Linked DNA regions of Homo sapiens: region 2 is linked to region 1. A link is an interaction called in ENCODE POLR2A ChIA-PET data of the cell type or tissue named here. Cell type or tissue: A673. All regions are shown on one strand. Links, peaks and the distances in the headings refer to the core of each region. The heading gives the core; the rest is flanking DNA. Region 1 has its middle 2.6 kb from the start of PLAC1. Region 2 overlaps MIR503HG (MIR503 host gene).

Region 1 (2,919 bases), core at 249-2,748:
GCTGAGAGTAGGCAGTCACATAACCCAAAGTACATAAGACTCCAAGGTAAAACAATTCCTGCCAAATAACAGTAATTACACTAGCCAAGTGCTTAATTATGTGCCAGATGCTGTCCTAAGTGCTTGGCTTATATTATTTAGGTTGATGCAAAAGTAATTGCGGTTTTTGCCGTTGAAATTAGTGGCAAAAACTGCAATCATTTTCCACCAACCTAATAACTCATTTGTAGAACAGCCCTGATTTCCAGATACTGAAACTGAAGAACAGAGAGATTAAATAACTTACCTAAGGTCACACAGGTACTAAGTGGCAGAGCCAGAATTCAAACCCAGGTGGTATATAGCACATGAATCTGTGTTTGTATCTATGACTCAGGATGAATGCATAGCTAGAACTTACTAAGTCCGTGAGGAAATAAACCACCATAAGACCAGTGCAACCAATGGAAGAATTCATACCTTAAGAACCACAGCTAATAAGAAAATCTAAAAGGGATTTTAAAATAAGTATGCTGAAAATGTTCAAAGATTTTTTTTTTTTTTTTGAGACAGAGTATTGCTCTATCACCCAGGCTGGAGTGCAATGGTGCGATCTCAGCTCACTGCAACCTCCGCCTCCTGGGTTCAAGCGATTCTTCTGCCTCAGCCTCCTGAGTAGCTGGGATTACAGGTGCCTGCCATCATGCCCAGCTAATTTTTGTATTTTTTAGTAGAGATAGGATTTCATCATGTTGGCCAGGCTGGTCTTGAACTCCTGACCTCGGGTGATCCACCCGCCTCAGCCTCCCAAAGTGCTGGGATTACAGGCGTGAGCCACCATGCCTGGCCGAAAGAGGTTTTAAAAAGGAATAGAAACTAGAAGGCAAGAATAGAATAGTTTGAAAAATACAGGTGAATGCAAAAAAGAACCGAAATATAGGCATTGCAATGGAAAAAAGAACACTCAACAGAGGGATTAAACAACAAACTAAACACAGTTGATGAGAGAATGAGTGAACCAGAAGATAGAGCTGAGGAAATTATCCAGATGCAGAGCAGAGGAATAAAGAGATGAAAAATAAGAAAGGAAAGCTAAGCTACATGGAGGACAGAATGAGAAGTTCCAGTAAGTGTCCAGTTGGAGTTCCAGAAGGAGGGAAGAGAGAGAATGAGAAGAGGCAGTATTTGAAAGATAACAGAGGATATTTTCTGGAGTTGTGGGAAACCATGAGTCCTCTAACTTCCTGTCTTAGTATCAGCCTCTGGAGCCTGCAGGTCTGTAGCTAGTCCTCATGAGAGGAGTCAGCCTCTTAGCTCTGCCACTGCTGTGATAATAGCTCAAGAGCACCAAGTTGTTTATATAAACCAATGTTTCTCAATGTTGTTTTAAAAAAATTATCATCCCCTTCATCCCAGGAGCCTTTTTAGACGTCTTTTTTTTTTCTAATTTCTCCCCCCATTAAATTTTAATACCAAAGAGATGCTGTGTATCTGTGTATGTATTGTATGTGTACCTGTGCTTTGGGCAAGCATCCTATAGGATGTCCCCATCACCTGGAAGGAAGGGTGTTCTACTTCTTTTTGCCTCTTCCTTGGCATGGCTTTCTACTCATTCTTCAGGTGTCAGGTTAAATGCCACATCCTGAATCTCCCAGAATAGATCAGGCCGCTATGTTATATGCTCTCCTTTAAGGTACTAATGTAAAGTATAAGTAAATAATGATCTGCGTAATTACTTATTCAGCAGGGGCCATGTCTCTCTCGCGTTCTGCTGTGTCCCTGGGGCTCAGCACACTGGCGGGCAGTTGGTAGATGCTCAAATAGCTGAATAAATGAATGAGCACCATGAGTGGCATTACCTGAGCAGATGAGAGGAAAATCACAGCCCTGGGAGGAGCCTTGGAAAGCTATTTTAACTCTTCCCCAGTTTATGGGCAGAAGTATTGTGTAACTACTTCTGAAAGAGCAAAGTATGTGCTTTTCTTAAAACCACACTACAGTAGTTCCTTTTTCCTTTAAATAGTTTTCATTATTTGGAAGCAAAAGGTGGTCAGGAAGCAGTTGAGAATAGAGACAGACCTCTTTTTGAAAATACGTAAAAATAACATCTAAAATCATTTCCTATTTTAGAAGAGCCAGGGAAACTCCCAGCTTCAAAGAAACCCTGTAGTAAATTCTTTTGTTACAAGGAATAATGGACCAAATTGAGTGAAGATTCTCTTTTTACCTACTCCCCAACAAAAAAAGACAGGTTGAAATTTGTTATGGTCACAATGGTGTGCTCATACCAACTTACAAGAGACAAATTAATTTTGAGAGCTGAGTTGTTAAATTCAGCCATTATTAGAAATTAAATTATATAACCTTGCAATAAAATAAATTATATGAAAAACAAAGCTTGGCTAGGTGTGGTGGCTCATGCCTGTAATCCCAACACTTTAGGAGGCTGAGGTGGGAGGATCACTCAAGCTGAGGAGTTCCAGACCAGCCTGGGCAACATAGGGAGACCATATCTCTACAAAACATAATTTTTAAAAAATTAGCTGGGTGTGGTGCCACACACCTGTGGTCCCAGCTGAGGCAGGAGGATCGTTTGAGCCCAGGAGGTCAAGGCTGCAGTGAGCTATGATCATGCCACTGCACTCCAGCCTGGGTGACAGAATGAGACCCTGTCTCAAAAAACAAAACCAAAAAAACCCACAAAGCTAATACATATGCGAAACTCATCCCTTTCTAATTATTTGACTACACTTTGCTATTATCCATGCTCTTGAGGTTACTTATATCTTTTATATCAGTATACTGGAAATACTATATAATGTTCTGCCACTGGACATCTCTTCCCAACTCCACATTCTGTGACATCAAGTTGTGTAGCCTGAAGTTGGCCATGGTAGGACTATTTATGTCAGGGAAACTAGCAAATGCTACAAAGCAGTG
Region 2 (2,919 bases), core at 173-2,672, 120 kb before region 1:
CGTGGCATCTCACACACACACACACACACACACACACACACACACACACACACACACAAAACCATGAAAAAGTAGAGAAAGAAGAAACTTCAGCTCTAATCCCACCACCCTTAAGTAACAAGTATGTCTGTTTTGCAGGTTTCCTCCAGGTTCTGCTCCTATTTTTCAATCATGGTGTCCATGTGATTTTGTGGCCCTGATTTTTTTTAAGTTGATATCATAAGCATTTTCCAGGTTTCTGTATATTCTCTATCATTATTATTTGCAATGGCTGAAAAAGGTTCCATTGAGTGAGTGACTAGATTAAGTCAACCCCTATAGCTTGACACTTCATTTGTTTCCTTAAGATAATTTGATTGAATCTACAGAAAATAACAAACATGGGACAGAGGTTTAAAATGAATTTAAATCATGCTTTTTTGGTTTGTGCAGATTGACTTGTACACGGCTGGGTAACTTATAGTCACTATTTAGTAATCCTGGGGCCAATCTTGGGCCTCACCCAGGAAGTGTCCAATGTATAGGCCAAAGCTCATCATAAGACTAGCCAGTTTCACCGGGAATTTTTGTAACCAAACACATTCACCTCCATTTCCTGCTCTGGTCACTACTGCATAGTCGGTTCTGATGAACAGGTAATGACATAAGGAACACAGTATGAGGCCTGGAGGAAGAGCCCCCAGAGAGTAGCCTCAGACAAATCCTTAACCTCCAGAGGCCCCAGTTTTCTTGTCTGTAATTATTTTTTGGACTGCCTTAACTCTGTTTGTCTTTCAAGGTTGTCACAAATTAAAAAAAGAAAAAAAAGAAAAAACAAAGTATTTGGAAAAGTATGTAAACACACGATACAAAGGCAAGATGTTGGGATACTGATGATTCTGTGGCCACGCCTTTAGAAGGTCTGGTCTTAGGGTAATAGTCTTGTCTGGATGGCAGGTGGGGGTGGACATGGGGGAACAGGTGAGGGAGCTGCCTTGGGAGACTCAGGCTTCAAAGCAACCCAGACTCTCACTGGCAGGTTGCTGCAGTGTTCTGAGCTCCCTGACTCCAGCAGTGGAGCCAAGGCCATGTTTCCAAACACCCACCAACTGCTCAGATTATAGAGCTCAGTAGTGGAAGGGGGAGTGCTCAAAGGCCCAAGCAACCACAGGAAGTGGAAGTCTTTCGGGGCTCCTCCCTCTTGGCTCAATTTACTATCCCCACAGGGGTTTTAAGCCTGGCTGAACTTGCCAAAGAGATCAGCTGTGGAGCTGGGGAGGAGGGAAAAGGTGGCAGATAGGTGAAATATTATGAAAGAGCTAGCCGATCCTTGTTTATTCACTGAGGAGTAACTAATGGGTGGGCCTGAGTGGGATGTAGGGGGGCAGGGAGATACACGTTTGCTACACTTGATGTATATATACTCTTTTTTGCTTAAGAGTCATGTAATAACTCTAAATACAAATGCATATATAAAATTCTAGGGTTATGAGATTAAGTCATACTGCAGGCCAATGGGAAAAAAGATCTCTAAAAACATATGCCAACTTGCATATAGCCAGACTCAAGTCTTTTAACTTCTATCGATAAACTCATTGATCTTCCCCAAACATATTTTTTGAACCTAGTTTTATTTTCATCTTACACAGCCTCAGGAAAGCTGCCTATAACTCCCATCTCATAGGCTCAGGTTTTCTGCAAATGTTGCCCTGAGCTCTATAGCAGTCCAGGATTCAGGGAACGAACCCAGTCCCCCGCTGCCCCATTTGCCTTGATGAGTTGATAGGTATGGTGTTTTAAAACAATCAGCAAAACAATTTGCACTGCAGAGTCCTTAGGAGTTTTTTTTTTAATTGGACAGTTGCCCATATTAACGGAAATCAAAAGCAGCATACAGTCATTCAATGTCCCAGCACTGGAGTACAGCCCACTGTTTTCCTGTGTGGGGTTCCACTTTAGTTCTTGTCTGTGTGCATGCATACATTTTTACAGAGTTGTGACCACTGCCTTTTTCTGTGACCCTGGTTATTGACATCTAGTTTTCCAAGTAACATTGACACACATCTGTTCAAATCAGTTGAGGTTCCCATCATGACTGACTCATTTGGCGGGAAAACCAAATTTACATGCCAATTGGAACAAAGAAGTGTGGGTATGGGGGAACAGCGGGGGGAAAGAAATGGTGGGAGAGGATTCCTTGGACTTACAGATCATAAAACATTTCCCAATAACATTTTTAAAGGATGTATAATATTACACTGAGTGATTGATTATATATTACCCTTCTATTTGGGACACTTGGGTGGTTTTCAATGCCTAGAGTTTTAAAATGCATATAAATTACAGCCTTTGAGAGATGATTGTATTTTCTTGAAACAGGAGTCTTCTGTGTCCAGGTCCCCGCCAACAGTGTTGATGTAGTGTTCCTTTGTTGGGGGGAAAAAAAATCAGTACTGCTAACTGGAGATGCTGGATGCCTTCAAGAAAAACATTCCTGTGATTTAAATTTTTAAAAAATTATGTTCAATTCTGGTTTATCAAACAACCTGGGTATCTTGTCTCACAACTTACCGAAATGTCGAATTTTAGATTTAGAGTTAGACTAAGCTCTTCCTAGTTTAAGGGCCACGTCTGTCTAATAAACTTTATACAATGCCACGTGCACGCAGCTTCCTCACTAACAAATAACATGTGTTGGGGAAAAAATGAGAAAATAGTGGAAAGGTGCCTCCTTGGAGGTGGTAACATCGGGTCAATTAATCAGCTGAGTATAAATTGATTCACTTTATACAAGTCTCCCACACATTATGATGCACATTTAGCAACGCTGAAAAACAATTTAAAAGAATACCTTAGGGAGTTGTTAAAGAGAATTTATAGTCTGGAACGAATTGCAATCTTCTTAATTGACACAGAAATGTTTGGCTAAAATATTGCTTT

Evidence for each region. ChIA-PET counts read pairs that join two places held together with the same protein. Peaks named below come from ENCODE experiments on the same cell type or tissue, not always from the same donor. Only the 100,000 strongest peaks of a DNase experiment are listed, where the experiment ranks them.
Region 2: POLR2A ChIA-PET joins it to region 1 with 5 read pairs; 8 of 35 experiments call an interaction of 5 or more read pairs at or near these places.

What each region holds. Positions count from the first base shown.
Region 1 is chrX:134,659,578-134,662,496 of GRCh38, forward strand. It overlaps a transcript of PLAC1 not described here. Among named protein-coding and RNA genes, the nearest start is that of PLAC1, 2.6 kb to the left of the region's middle. In A673, for the core only: no CTCF peak of the experiment used is centred there; no DNase peak of the experiment used is centred there.
Region 2 is chrX:134,541,527-134,544,445 of GRCh38, forward strand. MIR503HG (MIR503 host gene) reads right to left here. Exons shown (of 3, transcript NR_024607.1): 3 at 1,851-2,473. Among named protein-coding and RNA genes, the nearest start is that of MIR542, 1.5 kb to the left of the region's middle. In A673, for the core only: no CTCF peak of the experiment used is centred there; a DNase peak (open chromatin) is centred at 1,175.